Linked DNA regions of Homo sapiens: region 1 is linked to region 2. A link is an interaction called in ENCODE POLR2A ChIA-PET data of the cell type or tissue named here. Cell type or tissue: HepG2. All regions are shown on one strand. Each heading gives the region's core, and the rest is flanking DNA. Links, peaks and the distances in the headings are about the cores only.

Region 1 (5,363 bases), core at 264-5,263, 120 kb before region 2:
GGCGGAGGTTGCAGTGAGCCAAGATTGCGCCACTGCACTCCAACCTGGGTGACAGAGTGAGACTCTGTCTCAAACAAACAAAAAAATTCATCACGTAACGAAAAACCATTTGTTGGCAATTGAAATAAAATATATATGTATATATAATATTCTAATGAAAAAATATAAAAATAAAATGACCCAGTAGGTACAAATTTCTTTGTAATGGAAGACAAATGCTGATATAATTTAAATCACAATAACAGCCAATGGCCTAAAAAAGAAAGGAAGGGAGGGTTTAGAAGACTCTCGAGATAGCCCAGGCACAGGTGGAGGCCCAGAAAAGCTTTAGGTCAGGAGAAAGGCGTAAACCCCAGGTCACTTGCTATGTAGGCAGCTGCAGGGATGCAGGGCACCCACAGTGAGAGAGAGAGAAAAGGCTGCCCTGGGCTGGAGGCCACAACACCAGACCCCGAAATCCTCCTTTAAGAGGTCTTGAGCCCCTGTGTATTAGTCTGTTTTCACGCTGCTGATAAAGACATACCTGAGATTGGGTATTTTATTTTGTTTTGTTTTGTTTTATTTTATTGAGATGGAATCTCGCTCTGTCACACAAGCTGGAGCACAGGGTACGATCTTGGCTCACTGCAACCTGTGCCTCCAGGGTTCAAGCAATTCTCCTGTCTCAGCCTCCCCAGTAGAGTAGCTGGGACTACAGGTGTGCACCACCATGCCCAGCTAATTTTTTTTTTTTTTTTTGAGATGGAGTCTCGGTCTGCCACCCAGGCGGGAGTGCAGTGGCACAATCTCGGCTCACTGCAAGCTCCACCTCCTGGGTTCATGCCATTATCCTGCCTCAGCCTCCCCAGTAGCTGGGACTACAGGCGCCCACCACCACGCCTGGCTAATTTTTTTTTGTATTTTTGTAGAGACAGGGTTTCACCGTGTTAGCCAGGATGGTCTCAATCTCCTCACCTCGTGATCCGCCTGCCTCGGCCTCCCAAAGAGCTGGGATTACAGGCATGAGCCATCGCGCCCAGCCTAATTTTTGTATTTTTAGTAAAGACAGGGTTTCACCATGTTGGTCAGGCTGGTCTCAAACTCCTGACCTCAAGTGATCGGCCCACCTCGGCCTCCCAAAGTGCTGGGATTACAGGTGTGAGCCACCCCACCCGGCCCAGACTGAGTAATTTATAAAGCAAGAAAGGTTTAATGAACTCACAGTTCTACGTGGCCAGGGAGGCCTCACAATCATGGCAGAAGGTGAGAGGCACATCTTACATGGTGGCAGACAAGCAGAGAATGAGAGCCAAGTGAAAGGGGAAACCCCTTATAAAATCGTCAGATCTCATGAGACTTATTCGCTACCGGGAGAACAGTACTGGGAAAACCGCGCCCATGATTCAATGACTTCCCACCGGGTCTCTCCCACAACACTTGGGAATTCTGGGAGCTACAATGCAAGGTGAGATTTGGGTGGGGACAGAGCCAAACTGTATCAGCCTGGTTCTAAACTCTCCCTCTCCAAGCCACTAGATTTCCATGCCACACCTCACTTTGATCCTGAATTTGGGCCATCACTTGCTATATTTCCCAGGACTCCTTTGGTTGCAAGGGACAGCAACCCAACTCGAACTAAATTTAAAAATGAAAAAATAAAAATAAAAGGAAATGTCCTGGCCCTTCTCCTTGGAAGGCCCCAGGGGTGGAAACAGCTTCAGCAGAGCTGGGTCCAGGGACGTTAAGCAACGTCGCCAGGAAACTGTGAGTTCAGCTCCCTTTGCATTCACGTTGCCAGATTGAGCAAGTCAATCTTCAAGATGCCTAGTTAAGTTTGAATTTCAGATAAAGAACAAATACAGTTTTAATATAAGTATGTCCCTTGCAACATTTGAGACATACTTATACTAAAAGTTATCTGCTGTTTATTTGAAATCCAAATGTGCCTAGGTGTCCTCTGTTTTATCTGGCAGCTCCACCGTCTGTATCGGCCATTTTCTTGCCTCCTGCATTTGGCTTTTCTTGTAAGGGAAAACGGCTCCAAGTAGCTCTCAGTGTCTTGATGGCCCAAGATGCCAGAGGAAGGGAGGCCATCGAGCTGCATGGCTGCACCTTGTACATCCTAGGGAGGCCCTGGCTGGGTCTGTCGTGGATGCCGTGGCTGCAGCATTGGGAAGCCCCTGGGGTGCCTTCTCACTTCCCCCAACACCAGCAGCCTCCTCCCTCCTCCACCAATTCTTGGGTAGGACTGGTTGAGAGTTTCTCAGTCTTTGTCAAGGGCTGTGCCAAGGCAGTTTCAAGCCTGGCTGTGCTCTCTCTTCCAATCGGATTCTGCCCAGAGCCCCTCCCCATGGGGATTCTGGTAGGGTTCACGTCTGAATCGATCACTTGCTGGATTGGGATGGGGGCCGGTTGTCCATCCCTGGAGTGTTGCACAGCCCTGGGTGGGATGCTCCCAGAAGGAAATGCTGAGCACAGAACCACACATATCTGTGCAGGGGCTGGAGGTGAAAGTTCCAAGGGATCCCGGAACTTGTCACTAAGCGTCTACCAGGCCATAGAAATCAGGACAGCCTAGTGAACAGAAAAAACAACTTTAGCAGTTGTGATTCCATGTTCCAGGGAAGGGAATATCCACCCAAAAGTTTTTCTAATCATAAAGTTATTTCAGAAGCAAGTCATGCCCCAAGAAAACCACACCGAGGGGTGTGTTTATAACCAGAGCCTTACAGGCAGTTGGCTCCAACGCCCACCTGCATTGGAGAGCAAAGTTCACAGGAGACTGAGGTGGGAGGGGAAGAAGCCTCTTCCTGCTCTGAGAATCCGCATGGGTCGCAGTGCTTCCCTTCCTCAGCTCCCCCACCGCAGGCTGCTAAAATGACCCCGAGTGCCTCAGAAATCTCAGGGCCACCGCAGCCTCTCCCCTCTCAGCCATGGTTCGATTCCTCATAAATATTAAGACTTCATGTGCTCCTGCGTGGATTTTCACCAAGTCCTAAAATGCAGTGTAGACGCTCCAGGGAAGAGGAAGCAAGTGACATTCCTGGCCCGCTCTTACGCCACGAGCTCTGCAGACGCCGAAAGGTTGCTCACAGGAGGCGGAAAGTGCCAGGGGTTGGGCCTGAGGTCATGCAGAGGCCAACTGTGGGCCGGGGTCCCAGCGGCAGCCTCCCCACCGAGGGCTGTGTTGAACCCTGGAGAGAGAGGGCGAGAGAGAGAGAGCGAGAGAGAGAGAGAGAGAGACAAAGCGAGCGAGAGAGAAAGCTAGCATGAAGGCTTGTTGGAGGCCTGACTCCCCAAGGCCAGACCCTAAGGCCTTGAAGGTCAGCCAAGAAGTTGACCAAGCCAAGAAGTCCTGAGACTTGGAGCCACAGGGCCAGTGGGGCACCATCTCCCCAGAACAAAAACTGTACCCCAAGAATTGAAGGGAAATATTATTTTTACTCTGAAACGTTCTGGAGCAGAATGCAAAATTCCATCCCTTTCAAATAGAAAACACAAGCTATTCACACTTGAGGTGGGTGAGGGTGCTTTTGGGGAAAAGTTTGAGAGTCGCGTCCTGGGCACTGGGCAATCATCAGAGGGTGTCTCCCTCGGGAGGGGTCCAGTCAGGCCTGGCTTCACGGGGATGGTCAGTGAGGCAGGGCTGGGCGATGGGCGCCGGCTCCTCCTGGAGTCAACCTTTCATTCATTCATTCATTCAGCAAATGGCAGTCGTGGGGTAGGCAGCCATGCACATGGCAGTCAAGGCCCTCCCTTTCCATTCCAGACTGTGATTGATCCGTGCTCCCCTCCCCGCCCCGACCCCACTCCCCGCCCCGCCCCCACTCCCCGCCCCGCCCCCACTCCCCGCCCCGCCCCCACTCCCCGCCCCGCCGCTGGCAGCGGGCAAGGACCCACGACTCATCCCATGGCCTCCCTCTGGGTAAGTGCTTGTCGACTGAGTCAACGACTGAATCAGCCGCGGTTGTCAGGGCTCAGCTGGACTGAGCGCTGCTGCCTGTGGGCGTTTCCTCCTCATGTGTTTTTTATCAGCAGCAGCGGCTGCAGGGTCCCCGTGCTCAGGGGTTGCCTCTGTCGTGCTCACTCTGCCCCGCGCTCTGTCCACACCCCTGCTCCATCCAACTCGCAGATGGAGCGGTTTCCTTTGAGCCCCAGTCCTGTCCAAACACACATGGGTGCTGGGCTTTCCCTGTGGCACATTTTCTACCCTCTGTAGGCAGGAAAGAGCAAGCACATGGAGGCAGCCCTGTTGTCCTTGGCCTTTCCAGGACACCTGGGAGGAGACAGCACCCTGTGAGGCTAAGAGCTGGACTCTGGAGTCAGAAAGGTCTGAGTTCAAATCCCACCCCTGCTGCTGAGAGAGTGGCACAGGGCAGTTTCACCACTGTGAGCTTGTTCCTCCTCTGTGAACTGAATAATAAACCCTGCTTTCCAGAAAAGAGGCGCACAGAGAGGACTTTATCATAGGGCCCACGATGAGCTCCCGGGGTCCGAGCGAGAGACCCGCAGCACCACTTGGTGGGGGCAGGGCCGTGTGTCTGCATGTGCACCTGTTCATCTGCCCACCGCAGGCTCTCACATACCAGGGCTTTGTCTTCTGCAAGGATGACCAAGACATGGCCCTGCACTCAGGAAATGACAGGCAAGGAGCGTTCTCAGGGGTGGCAGATGTAGCGAGAGCACTTGGGTCGGAGCCACAGGGCTCTGGGCAGAGACTGCGGTTCCGTGTTGGGGGAAGGAGGTTAGGGAGTCAGGAAAGATCTCCATCATGTGGGGGCCTTGAATTAGAAGTTCAGCAAGTGCCACAGACTGATTTCACATCCCACCACAAGTATTTATTGAGCACCTATTGTGTAATAGGCACTGTGCCTGGTGCTGGGATACACGGGGTGGTAGCACAAAGGAAGACACTGCCCAGGGCTCCTGGCCTGGCGGGGACACAGACAAGGGCCCAAGGGATGGCAGCCCCAAGGGGCAGGGCCAAGCTGGGCCATGCGGAGGGTGCCGTGGGACTGCCTGGCAGGAGCATCTGTCCACCCTGGGGATCAGTGCAGAACGTGATTCCATCCTGATGGAAAAGACGTTTCGGCTGGGAGCAGAAAGATGAGGAAAGCGCTGCTGTGTGGCATGGGGCCAGCTGCTTCCCCTCCCTGAGCCTCGGTCTCCTCACCCACAAGCGGAGGGACTTGGAGCTCTGCTCTCTCAGGTTCTGGTGGCTCTGATGGGATGTGACACCCATGACATTCCCAGGAGCTGAGAGGATCTCCTGCTACTTGATAACCTGGAAGGCCCGTGAAAGCTTAGGGCTCTGTCAATGTAGGAATCAAGGCTGTGGAGGCAGATTAGCAGCAGTCCAGCCCCGAGCTGGGACCTGCTCAGCA
Region 2 (5,363 bases), core at 111-5,110:
GAAACGTGGGATCGTGGGGTCAGCAGGATTCTGGCTTCCCATCCCTGGACAGTTTGGACCTTGGCAAAGGTACTGTTGACAAGGGGCTGGGCCCTGCCAAACACATCCCGGGATGCTCTCAGCTACTCCCAGGAAGAGGAGAGGAAGGAAAATGCTGCCCAAAGACAGTGCCCAGCAGGCGTGTTGCCCCCAGCCCAGCTGCCATGCTGCCTACCCCACAAAAGCCTAGGGCCTCCCTGAGTCCTGGTAAACCGGACTCCATGGGGACTGAGGCCTCGCACGAGCTGAGTCCCCAGGCTTGGGCATGGCTCTTGCCCTTTCCTTTCCTTTCTTTCCTGTCCTGTCCTGTCCTTTCCTTCTTTTTTTCCTTCCTTCCTTCTTTTCTCTCTCTCTCTCTCTCTTTCTCTCTCTCTCTCTCTTTCTTTCCCTCTTTCTTTCTGATGGGATCTCACTCAGTCACCCAGGCTGGAGTGCAGTGGTGCAATCATGGCTCACTGCAGCCTCAACCTCCCAGGCTCAAGCGATCATCCTGCCTCAGCCTCCCGAGTAGCTGGGACCACAGGCATGCACCGCCACACCCAGCTAATTTTCCATTTTTTTGTAGAGATGGGGTTTCACTATGTTGCCCAGGCTGGTCTCGAACTCCTGGACACAAGCCATCCTCCCACCTTGGCCTCCCAACGTGCTGGGATTACAGGCGTGAGCCACCGCACCTGGCCTGGCCCTTGCTGTTTCTTTCCTCCGGGAGGAACAAGGGCCTTACGGGACCGGGGGCTTCCACTTCTCCAAGTGGAAACCTCAGCCAGGGCTTGGTCAGAGCTGGCTTATGAGCTGGAATCAGCCCAGTCCACCTGGCCAGAGACTTCGATGGTCCAGGCCACGCCAGCCTCGAGGGGCCGGAAGGGAAAAGAAATTCGGCTCTGATCCCTCTGGCTCCTGGAAGAGGAGGTGGGCTGCTGCAGGCGTGTGCCTTGGGATGGATTCTAGAGCCCAGGGTCCCCTGTCCAGGCCTGGATGACCCAGCGATGGGAGCGATTTTTTAAATATTTTTCAATTAAGTCCGTGAGAGAGCTCAGAAGCCAACCCTGTGCGTGGCGTACAAATCCGGGCCGTGCAGCAGCAGCTCAGTTGGCAGGGGCCTCTCACTGGGCCCGCCAGCCACACCCTTGGACCGGCCAGGTTTTTCCTGAGTGGAAGCAGGGTTCAGGCCCTATGTGCCCTGCAGGACTGAGGAGTCCAGCAGGCTATCCGGGTCCCACAGAAAAGGTGGGGAATTCTGGCCAGCAGCCGGGCAGGGGACGAAAGAGGATGCTGAGAAGCTTTCAGGCGTTTCTCCACCCTCCTGAGTCACACGGGAATGTCTGAGACCAGGAGGCAGGTCGGGGGACTGGACGGGGGGGTGCTTTTTTGCAGCCTCTGCCAGGATCCCAGTGGGGGCAGGAGGAGAGACAGGCCCAGAGCTGGGCGAGGAGAGCTGGAGAGAGGCTGAGGAGGATACAGCTGCAGCCTCAAGCCCAGACACCACTTCCTCTCTCCCACCCCTCCCTCCTTTCCAGCCATGTGGCCCACCAAAGACCTCATCCTCGGGAAACGCAGCCAGGTCCCACCCACGAGGGCAGGGGCCTGGGGCTCCCCATCCCCAGCTGAGTTCAGGGCAGCATGAGGCCTGGCCTCACCTCCCTCTGCTCTCCCACCCGTGGGGGCTGCTGCCCTCACCCGTGGCTTCTAGATGATAGCCTCCCCCTCCATCCTATCCTCAACACCTCCCACAAGCTGGGCATACAGCTAGGGCTTAATAAATGCCAGTTTTCCCTCCTCTACTGCACCACACAGAGATTATTCAGATCCTCACCTTGCCTGGTAGGCTCATCTCAGGACATGGACAAATTAGAAACTATTTTATTTGTTTGTTTATTTTTCTATTTATTTATTTTTGAGACAGAGTCTTGTTCTGTCACCCAGGCTGGAGTGCGGTGGCGCCATCTTGGCTCACTGCAACCTCCACCTCCCAGGTTCAAGCGATTCTCCTGCCACAGCCTAAAGGGATTACAAGTAGCTGGGATTACAGGCACCCGCCACCACACTTGGCTCATTTTTGTATTTTTAGTAGAGATGGGGTTTCGCCATGTTGGCCAGGCTGGTCTCGAACTCCTGAGCTCAGGTGATCTGCCCACCTCAGCCTCCCATAGTGCTGAGATTACAGATGTGAGCCGCCACGCCCAACTTATTTATTTACTTGTTTATTTATTTTTAGATGGCGTCCCACTCTGTCACCCAGGCTGGAGTGCAGCGGTACTATCTCAGCTCACTGCAACCTCCGCCTCCTGGGGTCAAGTGATTCTGCTGCCTCAGCCTCCCAAGTAGCTGAGATTACAGGCACACACCACCATGCCCAGCTAATTTTTGTATATTTAAATAGAGATGGGTTTCACCACATTGGTCAGGTTGGTCTTGAACTCCTGACCTCAAGTGATCCACCTGCCTCAGCCTCCCAAAGTGCTGGGATTACGGGTGTGAGCCACCACACCTGGCCCAAATTAGGAACTAAATCATCAGCAAAAGCTGAGTCGCTTGCCCCTGGAAGAGGCAGCTGAGGACCAGCTGAGGCCACTTGACGCTGGGCGGGGGGCGGGGGGGCCCTGCCCTGCTCTGCCCCAGGGAGGTGCTGCTGCAGACCCTGCCTGTGCTGCAGTCCGAGGCCGCCCTCAAACCCCCGCTTCCAGCAGGATCCCCGCTGTCACTGAGATCCAGAGCTGCCACTGCTTCCGCATCATCCTTGTTTGCTATTTGGTGCTTTGGGCAAGCAGAGCTGTGTTTTGCCAGCTGCCGGCTGGCAGCTCAGCCCATCCTGCAGCTGGAGGCCCGAGCAGGGGGCCCAGGGAGCCCTTTGAAGTCCCTGTCTCAGCTGACAGCCCTCCCCTCTCGCCTCCCACCAGGGAATCCCACTGCCTCTGGTATGGACAAACACTCGCAAAGCTCAGAAAAGTGTAGCCACCTTTCCTGAAAATATTCAGCCTGGCCCAGCCCTGCTGGAAGCCACTGCACACGGTTCTTGGGGCTGAGACCATGGCTTTCTGCAAACTAACGTGGCCTTTGGGTGCAGCAATAGAGCCAGAAGACATCAGGGTGGCCTCAACCTAGAAGCCAGGTCCCGGCCACCTCTCACACAGGCTGGGCTAAGGGGAGGCTGCAGAGGAAGTTCAGTGGCAGCTGTTCCCTTTGCACCGGGGACTAGAGGTCGGACAGCTGGGATTAGTCAGAGGTGCCGAGCTGTGTCCTCCGCCAGCCCAACCATGGGGACCTTCTCCAAGTGGAAACCTCGGCTTGGGCTTAGCCAGAGCTGGCTTACGAGCTGGAATCAGCCCAGTCCACCTGGCTGGAGTCTTTGATGGCCCAGGCCACGCCAGCTTCATGGGGTCTGCAGGGAAAAGAAGTTCAGCTCAGAAATCTCTGGCTCCTAGAAAAGGAGGTGGGCGCCCTCCTGCCAGAGCCAGCTGATTTTAATTCAGCTACCCGGCAAACCTCCCTGGTTCCTGCTCTATGACAAACCCAGGGCAGGTGCCAAGATACAGAGATAGACAAAACTCAGTGCCTACCCTAGAGGAATTCATAGTCAGGTAAAATAACGGCCACACAGTGTGTCTGTGCCCATGTGGCAGAGGCCCAGAGAAGCAGCCTAGGACTGAGCTGAGCTGATATGCTTTGCAGGAAGTGGGTGAAAGTGCGGCAGAGGCCTGGGAGGCGGGAGGCCAGGTCTCTGGCAGTGGGGGTTCTTTCTTTAGCAGTCCCCTCCTAGCACCCACACAGTCCCAGGCCCTGGGAGGGCCAGCTCTGCACCCCAAAGCTGCTAAGTCTGTGGTCCAGGAGGTAGGTGGCCGCAGCTGCACCTGCCCGTCCCTCAGCCAGGGGAAGTGACTCGCCTCTGAGGCTCCTGCAGGCTGCCTCCTGGGGGAGCGTGCAGGAAAGAGTTTGCAGGTTTTATGGCCAGTGAGGTCCGGCTCAGGCCTGAGGAGGGTGCAGGCCAAGCCGGCCGGTTCTAATTAGGGGACTGGGCTCCTCGTAGCAGCCCAGGGGCCTGGGGGCTTTGCCAGTTTGTAGAACAGCCAGCACTGTTTTGCACAGTGTCTCCTGGCAACGGGGGCCACTCCAATGGGGAGCGGGGTGCCCTGGGAGCCCTTGTGGGCAGCAGCCAGCCACTCAGCCTGAGCTCACTCGTGCGGTCCCCTCCAGGTACTTCCGCCCTACCAGACTGACCTCGGGGGACACAGATCCCTGCTAGAGCATGGGGCAAACTGCCCTCTCCCAGCCTGGGTCAGTGCTGCCAGAACCCAAAGGGACTGGGGACGGAGGCTGGGTCTTTGCTTCCCCTCACCACCTCAGGTTGCCCTGAGTAAGCATTCTAAAACAAAAGGAGGCCGGGCGCGGCGGCTCATGCCTGTAATCCCAGCACTTAGGGCGGCCAAGGTGGGCGGATCACTTGAGGTCAAGAGTTTGAGACCAGCCTGGCCAACATGGTGAAACCCCATCTCTACTAAAAATACACAAAATTAGCCGGGCGTGGTGGTGCGCGCCTGTAATCCCAGCTACTCAGGAGGCTGAGAAACAAGAATTGCTGAGGCAGAGGTTGACGAAGGGGGTGGAGGTTGCAGTGAGCCGAAATTGTGCCACTGCACTCCAGCCTGGGCGACAGAGTGAGACTCTGTTTCAAAAAAAATAAAACAAAATAAAAGTAAGATAAACCAAGAATAAGTACCGACGCCTAGTGTCTAGACAATGCCTAGCACACAGTAGATGCTCAAAGAATGCAGAGTGAATAACCAAGCTCAGTGCTTGGAAACCTGGCTGGCACACAGTAGGCTCACAATCCATGTGCCGAACACAAGAAGGAATGAAGTTTGTCTTCAGCCCCATGCAGTGAGTTCTAGAAAGCAGGTGGCCTGTTGCTTTCATCTTGTGTCTGCAATGCCTGATACAGGACCCAGGACTCCTCGGGCCTGGCAGGACCCGCCCCAGCCGAGGTTCCCGTCCTGGTGCTGGGGGCGAAGGGGAGGGAGGGAGGCCGGCAGGCGGCTGGTCAGACAGTGTGAGTCTGGCCTTTGAATGTTATTCCCGGCAGTTCCTCTGATTCACAGCTGTCCCAGGAACAGTCATGGCTGTGTCAATAAATATTGGTGACTTTTAATGACCTCTCCGTCTCGCAGGGCCATGTGGGCCTTCCTGCCCCTCCAAAGACCCCGTCCAGGCTGTTGTTTTTCTAGCCAGCGTATAGCGCTCTGTGCCAGTGAGAGGGCCTTGGGGACCGAATGGCCCCCGCAGGCTGATAACTCAGAAGGCATTTTCTGTCTCCTTGCTTCGCCTGCTCC

The links. ChIA-PET counts read pairs that join two places held together with the same protein. Peaks named below come from ENCODE experiments on the same cell type or tissue, not always from the same donor. Only the 100,000 strongest peaks of a DNase experiment are listed, where the experiment ranks them.
Region 1: POLR2A ChIA-PET joins it to region 2 with 5 read pairs; 2 of 35 experiments call an interaction of 5 or more read pairs at or near these places.

What each region holds. Positions count from the first base shown.
Region 1 is chr1:9,276,596-9,281,958 of GRCh38, forward strand. No RefSeq gene overlaps it. Among named protein-coding and RNA genes, the nearest start is that of SPSB1, 14 kb to the right of the region's middle. RefSeq lists an enhancer at 2,728-2,897. In HepG2, for the core only: no CTCF peak of the experiment used is centred there; DNase peaks (open chromatin) are centred at 2,746 and 3,926; H3K4me3 peaks cover 1,692 bases.
Region 2 is chr1:9,396,879-9,402,241 of GRCh38, forward strand. No RefSeq gene overlaps it. Among named protein-coding and RNA genes, the nearest start is that of LINC02606, 29 kb to the right of the region's middle. RefSeq lists enhancers at 2,251-3,094, 3,095-3,937, 3,938-4,780. In HepG2, for the core only: a CTCF peak has its summit at 3,954; DNase peaks (open chromatin) are centred at 2,883, 3,233 and 3,943; H3K4me3 peaks cover 2,042 bases; H3K27me3 peaks cover 1,665 bases.